Linked DNA regions of Homo sapiens: region 1 is linked to region 2. The links are chromatin loops, found by intact Hi-C in ENCODE. Cell type or tissue: body of pancreas. All regions are shown on one strand. Links, peaks and the distances in the headings refer to the core of each region. The heading gives the core; the rest is flanking DNA. Region 1 has its middle 5.5 kb from the start of IGSF9B. Region 2 overlaps LINC02730 (long intergenic non-protein coding RNA 2730).

Region 1 (4,385 bases), core at 239-4,238, 64 kb before region 2:
GGCTCATTCATTTGCTCTTGAATCCGCAATTTGGACACTGGCTGGTGAGGACAGCTCTTCTCTACTTCATGTGGCATCAGCTCCACTGGGGTGTGGACCTTTCTCCTTTCAGGATGGCTTACTCACGTGGCTAGCAGGTTGACGCTGGCTGTTAGCCTGGGCTGCCAGCAAAGGGCTGTGATTCTTCCTCAAGTGGGCCTCTCTGCAGGCTGCCTGGGCTTCCTCAAAGCATGGTGGTTCCAAAAGCTGGCATCCCAGTAGAACCAGGTGAAAGGCATATGACCCTTCATATCCCAGCCTTGGAAGACACCTAGCATCACTTCCATCAGGGTCAAAAACCTGCCCCAATTCAAAGGGAGAGGACACAGTTCCCCACCTCTCAATAGAACAGTGGCCCTGTCACTTTTTTTTTTTTTTAGACGGAATCTTACTCTGTCACCCAGGCTGGAGTGCAGTAGCGCAATCTCAGCTCACTGCAACCTCCGCCTCCCAGGTTCAAGTGATTCTTCTGCCTCAGCCTCCCAAGTAGCTGGGCCTACAGGCACATGCCACCACATCCGGCTAATTTTTGTATTTTTAGTAGAGACAGGGTTTCACCATATTGGCTAGGCTGGTCTCGAACTCCTGACCTGGTGATCCACCCACCTTGGCCTCCCAAAGTGCTAGGATTACAGGCGTGAGCCACCGCACCCGGCCCCTGTCACATTTTAAGAAGAACTTACGGGATGGGAGAGAGTGTTGCAGCCATTTCTGGATGATACAATTTGCAATGAAAACAGTCTTCAAAATTGAAGGAAAAAAATGACTGCTAGAAGAAATATCTAGAAAGAAAGGTATATATTAGAGTTCTCCAGAAAAAATAGAACTAATAGGATTGATATAGACATCAATATTGATACCAATATACATATAGAGATATAACGGGAGGTATTATAGAAATTAGCACATGCAATTCTGGAGCCTGAGAAGTCCAATGCTATGCCATCTGAATGCTGAAGAACCAGAGAAGCTGGTGGTATAATTCAGTCTGTGTCTAAAGACCTGAGAACCTAGAGTTCTGATGTCCAAGGGACAGGAGAAGCTACCCCAGCTCCAGAAGAGAGCAATTTGCCCACCCTCAGCCTTTGTTGCTCTATATGGAGCTTTGATGGAGGGTAGGATGATGGCTGCCCACGCTAGTGAGGACAGACCATCCTCACTCAGCCTCCCAATTCTGTCGCCAACCTCTTCCAGAAGCACCCTCACAGACACACCCAGAAAGAAAGTTTTGTGAGGTATCTGGGCAGCCCTTACCCTAGTCGACATCTAAAATTGACCAACACAAAAGGGCTTGGCATATAGTATCCGATCTCAGAGTTTTCTCCCTTTGAGTCAAGCTACCACTACCAGTCCCAGGTGTCAGGGATGTACGCTTGATCCTTACAGAAGACTAGCCTGTTTGTGAAGCAGATCCTTTCACCTTGCTTTCTCTTAATACACCAGAGACCAGTCAGCATATTTTAAAAGAACTTGGAGGAGAGAGGAAAATAAATAAAATTGCATTTCTGAAACATAAATATATAATCTTAAGATCTGACGCAGAAGTGGAGAAAAGCTTTGCAAGGGTCTCAAGCCCTCTCACCGTAAGAATTGTTCATCTAGGCTCAAAATCCTCCCACAACGTTGCAAGCACCTCACATGGCGTTCGTCTCTCCTGGCTCCCCGCTTGTCTCTTGGGTGGGTGGCCTCTGGTCTTAAGTTGTTTTTCTGGACCCAAGTAGATATTCTAACCATCCATCTTGCCCTCTCCAAATATAAATTCCTGAATACTTTGTCTTATTCAAACGCAAACTTCATTATGAGTCAAATTTACCAGGTTGGGCATGGTGACTCACCCCTATAATCCCAGCACTTTGGGTGGCTGAGGCAAGAGGACCGCTTGAAGTCAGGAAGTTGAGACCAGCCTGGGTAACAAAGCAAGACCCCATCTCTACAAAAAAAAAAAAAATTTTAAATTAGCAGCACGGTGGCATGCTCCTGTCGTCCCAGCTACTTGGGAGGCTGAGGTGTGAGGATCCCTTGAGCCCAGGAGTTCTGGGCTACAGTGAGCTATGATTGCACTACTGTACTCCAGGCCAGGTGATAGAACAAGACCCCATTTTAAAAAAATTGCTACAATGTCCAGAGTTCTATTGAGGTGCAATCTCCTCTGAAGGCCACAGCTTGGTTAGGTGGTGGTAACAGACCCAGAGACTGATCCAGCCCTTCCTAGCTTAAGATACCCGTTCCGACCACCATAGGATCATTTTATATTTCATCCAGATGAGTCCACAGCCCAGGAAGAGGATCTACCCAAATCCCATCCATTGCAGGGTGCAGCCTAATGTTGCTTCCCTGTGCTCTCACCATCCCGCGCATACGGCAGAGGTAACATGTATGCTAACTGCTGCCCACATATGCAAGTGGGCAGCAGATGACACTCTCTCAGAACCTGTCCTGGTCATTTGTGTGTGCACAGGTATAAACATGCATCTCTACAGAGCAGAATTCTCTCATGCTGAGCCTGAAGTCCAAGTTCTTAAAGATTTGTTTGTGGCAATGTAGTAGAAATTAATGATAAAGAAACTAGAATTTTAGCTGAACTGTATTCATTTCTTGCCTGGCTGAGAAGGGAGGAGTCCTTGCCCAAGGTCGAAAGTAGACCTATAATTTAGGATAAGTTTATTTGAAAACTAGGTGGACAGCACCCTCAGCCTTACTAATCCCTCTCCTCTTTCTTCTAGGTGTTCCAGGCCAGCTCTGAACAATCTCAGAGAAAACATATTTCATTGTTGTGTGACTTAAGGTAGGACTACAGAAAGGAAGTTCATTACTCTGCATGAAATTTGTCCCATAGAACTCAGGAGCCCTATATAGATAGCCCTGCTTGTGAACTGCCCCCCAGGAACATTTCACCCACACTGTTCAGCAACTCCTCACCTCGCCAATGTCTGCATCATTAAAAATGTTGTTCTCAGGCCTCCTGGGGCTACCCTGGCCCACCTGAGTATGCCCTTGTCTGCCCATGGCCACAGGCCCCAGCTGCAAGGCGCAGTGACAGATGAGCAGAGCGAACCTCACTCAAACTCTTGGCATCCAGAAGTCTGGAAGACAGCTAGAATCAGGGCTCCACTGCACCATCCAGCTCTGGCCCCAGCAGCCCAAAGGTGTGGGTCATTCTCTTTGTCTGAGTTCTACTTCCTCCATCTGGAAAAGGGACCGTAGAAGGTAGTGGGAACTAAGGCCCAGGAGAGAAGGATCTGAAGACTCTGATGGGCAGTTTCTTTGTCACAGACTCTCCAGCAGCCCAATGTCATGGCCCTGTGATATGATACAGGAAGAAAATGAGACCTGGCTTTCTCCCCAAGGCTTGAATAGCCAGAGATTCTAGTACAGCACAGACCTTCCACAGAGGCACATGGAGTCCTGGACTCAGGCAAATGGCAACCTTGAAACTGCCAAAAGGTGGACTCGAGCAGTGGCTCAAGAAGCTGTGAGGAGTCAGCCAAGGAGCAAGCCATGCTAGAATGCCAGAAACAGACAGGCCCAGGGCCTACGCTCAAGAAGCACCAGCAGAAGGGATTCCACAATGAATGAGTAGCACCTGGACACCAGCCTGCAGTCAGCACTGTGCTAGGCCCTATGGAGAACACCAGAGTGACCAGCCACAGTCTCAGTCACTCAGGACCTTGGCACCTGGATGGAAAAACAAGGCTGACCACATGAACGGCACTTACTAAACTCTGTCTACACCATCGCAAGAGTGATGATGGCCCAGACTTGAATTGCAGTAGAACAGGACAATGGCGCCGTGGCTCATGCCTGTAATCCCAGCACTTTGGGAGGCCGGGGCAGGCGGATCACCTGAGGTCAGGAGTTCAAGACCACCCTGGCCAACATGGTGAAACCCCATCTCTACAAAAAATACAAAAAATTAGCCTGGCTTGGTGGCAGGTGCCTGTAATCCCAGCTACTCGGGAAGTTGAGGCAGGAGAATCACTTGAACCCGAGAGGTGGAGGTGGCAGTGAGCCGAGATTGTACCATTGTACTCCAGCCTGGACAACAAGATGGAAACTCCATCTCAAAAAAAAAAAAAAAAAAGAAGGAAAAGAAAATGGAGATGGTGCAGATGGTGAGGGCTGAGTGAAGGAAGTGAGGTCTGAGCTCAGTCTTCAAGAAAGGAGAGGGAGAGACGGAATGGAAGAATAAGAGACTGCCAGCCAGGAAAGCTGCTGCTCTGAAACTTGCTGAGGTCAAGGGGCTGGCCTGTGCAGCACCTAGCCAAGTGGGCATTCCCTAAAGATGTGTGGCAACCGAACGTGCGGAAGTGGCAAGGAGGTAGCCCGGCTGGTCAGTGTGTGGCACG
Region 2 (4,385 bases), core at 294-4,293:
ATCCTTCTGTTTTAAGGGCCTCTGAATCATTAGCCTTTCCAAGCAGCCTCCCTCTGCCGCCTGAGGCAGGTGAAGTGGGAGAGGGGAGCGGCCCGCCTGGGTCCTGAGTCAGCGCTGACTCCCCACGCTGTCCTCCACAGATTAATCACCTCCAATTACAGCTTCTGACTGGGCACGAGTCATTCCCAGCGGCGCCTCCTCGGGCCGACCCTCGCCCCCCTGCAAACAGGCTGCCTATCCGTCCAACATGCTTGCTGTACTTCCCAGAGCCCCAAAAAGGTACCCCGGCAGCAAATGACTCAAGGATGAGGACCCACCCTCTTCCCCCTCACCATCTGCTCTCAGCAACATGAGTCTTCTGGGGGCAAAAAGAAAAGAGGACATGAAACTCCTCCCTTCCAGCAGCCTACAGAGGCCTGTGCACCCTTCCATTAGCAGGTTGGATAATTCTTCGTGGTGTTTCTCCTCAGCAGTGACTAATAAAGCTTGTTCTCATTTCCACTAATCACACATCCTCATAGAGAAGGGTGACACACACTTGGCGTGGCTCTGTGACACCCCTTGGAAAGTGTTCCATGGCCCACCCAGCCTCTTTTCCTCGAGCCCCGCTCTGGCCTCCCTCACACCTGCCTCCCTTCTGCCCCTGCCAATGAAGCCGGGGCCCAGCTGCCTCGGTGGAATTCCTAAGCATCCTGCTCTTGGCTGCTGACCCGGGCACATGGGCACCCAAGGGCATTATGCCATCTCCCTCCTCAGCGGGTATCACACTGGGCTCCCTGCCCTGAGCTGCCAGCCAAGGGAAGGGCACACAGCCCCGTGGGGCACGAGCCGGGCCTCAGTGCCAGGGTACTGAGTGCATTGCTGTAGTATATGGCACAGTTTACCAAGAACTTTCCCGATTCTTGGGGCACGAGCCGGGCCTCAGTGCCAGGGCACTGAGTGCATTGCTGTAGTATATGGCACAGTTTACCAAGAACTTTCCCGACGTTGTTTCATTTGATCTTTACGTAATCAATAGTGCTCACTATACAATCATCCTCTATAGAACATGGTGTTCCCTAGAGGTAAGAAAGCTGAGGCCTGAAACATGCACGTAGCCCACCCACACTCAATTAGTAAGTGGCAATGCGTGACTATTATGCCATAACCCAGCTCTGGCATTAGGGTCAGAAGCCCTCCCCCACAAAAGTCCTCTCTGTATGAGCTTTAGAATTAGGCAGACTCATGGCTGAATGCTATTCTAATTCCACTTTTTATCTAGTGGTAGATACTGTCCTATGCACTTCGCAAACCGTTTCAACTCATTTAACTCCCACCACTGTCCTCTGCGGCGGGAGTTATCAGGATCCTTAATTTGCAGCTTTGAGAGTAGAGGCCGGGGTCCCCTAGCTCATAAGGGCTGCAGCTCTCATCTGACTCTGGCCCAGGGCCGGACTCTTCACCACTCCTCTAAGCTACCTGGGGCTTCTCCAACTTCTAACGGCACGAACTTGGACAAGTCACGGAAGTTTTCTTATCATTCCAATACTCTCATCTTTTCAATGGCAGGGGTGAGACCACCCTCCCCACAGTGCTGTGTGGGGGTTAGATGGGATCGTGAGAACAGAGTATATAAAACACTGAGCTCTGGCCCAGCATGGAGGGAGCACAAGCTAATAGCACACTCGGCCCCCAGGACAAAGCTGCAAGAGGACAGGGGCTGCGAAGGATGGACCGTGTTAGGAGGAAGATTCCCCGTCCCCTAGTCCTAGAGGTCCACAGCAAGGCAGATGCTAGATCCTGGGGACTCTTGGTTGGGGCAGGCACAGGGAAGCACGCCACCTGCCCCACTCCCCGCCCTGTGTCGTATTCATTCCTCTTTGTAAGCATATCTCTCAAATCAACCTGGCCAACCAGTCCCTGAGATCATTCTGATTCTAAAAAGCAAAATGTCTCTAATTAAGGTTCTTACCTATTGGGGACCTTAGTCATCTTTGAAAAATCTGATAAAAACTATAAACCATTGTTTCAGAAAAATTCACATATACCCAGGGACACAGGCATGCTCTTACAAGTTGAGGTGATCACCAGATCACAAAGGGGTCCGTTGGAGCCTAAGTTTATGAGCCTCTTTTCTGTATAATTAGGAAACATCCTTATAATCTTATCACTAGTATCATGGGGAAAATTGCCAAGTCTTTCCTTTCCTTTTCCTCTCCAACTTCATACCTAGGCTCTGCCCTCCCACACACTCCTACACCAGCCCCCGATCCTGGCTTCCCTCACACTGCCCCGGGCCAGGGCCGAAGCTGCAGCGGTGGTGGCAACAGCATCAGCTGTTGCTAAGGAAGCTGAGAATGCAGGGTGGGGGCCGGAGAGTGGGCAGCAACCCAGCAGGGCAGCACCCCCCATGCATGTCTGAGCACCTTGGGCCCTGGAAACGGTGTTCCCAGCTGGCTGCCATGGCAACAGCAGGCTTCGGAGCCATTCATCTCGGTCTGGACAGCTTCCCCTACTCGCACTAGCGCTTTGTCTCCCTAAGTGGCTAACTGAGGTGTGAAAGGGTCTGTGGTGAGTGGACAAAGGAGCACAAAGGGCAAAAGGTGGGTCATGCGCCCCACACTGGGCAGGCACCCTGGGGGGTCTGAGAGGCCAGGGAGGGGGTCTGGGCCAGCTCCCTAACAGAGGGCCTGGCTGCTGGAGAAGCAGCTCAGAACACAGAGATGGCCATGCCTCTCCCAAAGACCTCTGCCTGTGAGCCTCAGCTACTTGCCCAAGAGCCATCCTAGAAAGGAGAAGTACTGGTTACATCCCAGGTAAGCCAGCAGCCAGGTGACACTTGGTCACTTCTAGATGTGGTAACTAACTGGATTTTTCCTCAGGCTGATAGGGTGCGTAAAAAGGTGAGAGACTGGGCACGAATGGGAGGGTTCCTAAGGGTGAGAGATTGGGAGGGAATGACTCCTGGGCCTAATTTAAACAAAGCTAAAAGACAGATGAAGTCAGAGGTGAATGAAGCAGTTAAGGTCTTGCCTTCAGCTCAAGACCACCCATCTGGTTGTAGGTACTGTTTAGCACTATTGCCATCTGAAAGGACTGTCCTTGGAAGCACTGTCCGTGGGACCATTTATTGAGTGGAGATTAAACATTGTACCTATCTCAACGTCATCTTCAAAGTGAGATTAAGTACCTGAGTGAAGTATTGTCCTCTTTTCACAGATGAGGAAATGGAGGCTTCAAGGTCAAACCCCTTGCCCAGAGACATGCAGCAGAAAGTGATGAAGCTGAGATTTGAACTTGCACCTGTCTGCCTGCAAATCCCATCTCTTCCTGCTGTGCCAGAGACAGCAGAAGGGCCCACGGCTGTGTAGATGTGGCCTATTAGCCTCTCAAGTCTAGAGCAAGCCCCTCAGTGTGGGGCCCCTCCCTAGCCGCACTTCCTGCCACACCTGTCCTTCAAGCAGCCGCCTTTCTTTAGAACCCCACGTCTACTGTGGTGATCACTCTGCATAGCTGCTTTAGAAACATATGAAGATAACAGAAGGATCTCATCTGCAACCCAGAGCTCTCTGTGCCTGGTGGTGACTCCCAAGAAGCTCCCATAAGGAAGAGGTCCCTCAAAGAACACACTGAACACAGTGGACCCTCTGCTGCCAAAACAGGCAGGGAAGCATCTCCTGGAGCCTGCTTGGTCAGCTCTGCTCTCAGAAGCTTGGAGGGCAAACGGGGGTGACTGGACCCAGCTGGAATAATGGAAAGAATGGGAACTAGCACTTAGAAGCACCTACTGTGTTCCAGAAATTCTGGTGCATTTATCTGTGTAGCCTTCAAAATAGCTCTGTTGGGTTGATAGTATTTTTGCCCCATGTTATGGTATAAGAAACTGAGTTCAGAGAGGTTAGGTAACTTGAATCAGGCCATAAAGCACTTAAGCCCAAACTTAACTGGCTCCAACATCTCCATCATTTCTATTCTATCCTCCGACCTCCCCGACACTGTCTGCTCCTTAGGGTCTGTGAAAGTCAGGAATCCCCAACTCAGTCTCTTAGCTGGCTGTCCAAGTAGTCCACCTTCCTCCTCAGGGCTCCCTCACCCACACAGCAGATGGGCATCTTTCATCCTGCAGCTAATTTTATTTCTCTTTTCCCATTCTTCTCACCCTCTTGGCTCAGTCCAAGCAGGAGAGCAGGAGTCAGAGCCAGAAGCCAGAACAAGGCTCTCAGCCCATCTCTTTCTCCAAGGGGCAGGCAGGAAAGGAGACAGTGGGATTCCCATCAATGCTGAGTGCCAAGGAGGGGTCATCAGGAAAGCCTGCAGATGGGGTCTCGGTCCCAGGCCTGGCCCCATTGCAGGGTGAACCCTCTCCAAACTTTCCTCTCTGATCTCCAATTCCCCAGGAGAAGCTC

What was found. Peaks named below come from ENCODE experiments on the same cell type or tissue, not always from the same donor. Only the 100,000 strongest peaks of a DNase experiment are listed, where the experiment ranks them.
Region 1: it touches region 2 in a loop (2.6-fold over the local background); 41 of 110 quality-filtered maps call a loop at or near these places.

What each region holds. Positions count from the first base shown.
Region 1 is chr11:133,960,236-133,964,620 of GRCh38, forward strand. No RefSeq gene overlaps it. Among named protein-coding and RNA genes, the nearest start is that of IGSF9B, 5.5 kb to the left of the region's middle. In body of pancreas, for the core only: no CTCF peak of the experiment used is centred there; no DNase peak of the experiment used is centred there.
Region 2 is chr11:134,024,485-134,028,869 of GRCh38, forward strand. LINC02730 (long intergenic non-protein coding RNA 2730) reads left to right here. Exons shown (of 2, transcript NR_186708.1): 2 at 3,199-3,918. Among named protein-coding and RNA genes, the nearest start is that of LINC02731, 5.6 kb to the right of the region's middle. RefSeq lists enhancers at 1-454, 1,888-2,459, 2,460-3,030. In body of pancreas, for the core only: no CTCF peak of the experiment used is centred there; a DNase peak (open chromatin) is centred at 2,407.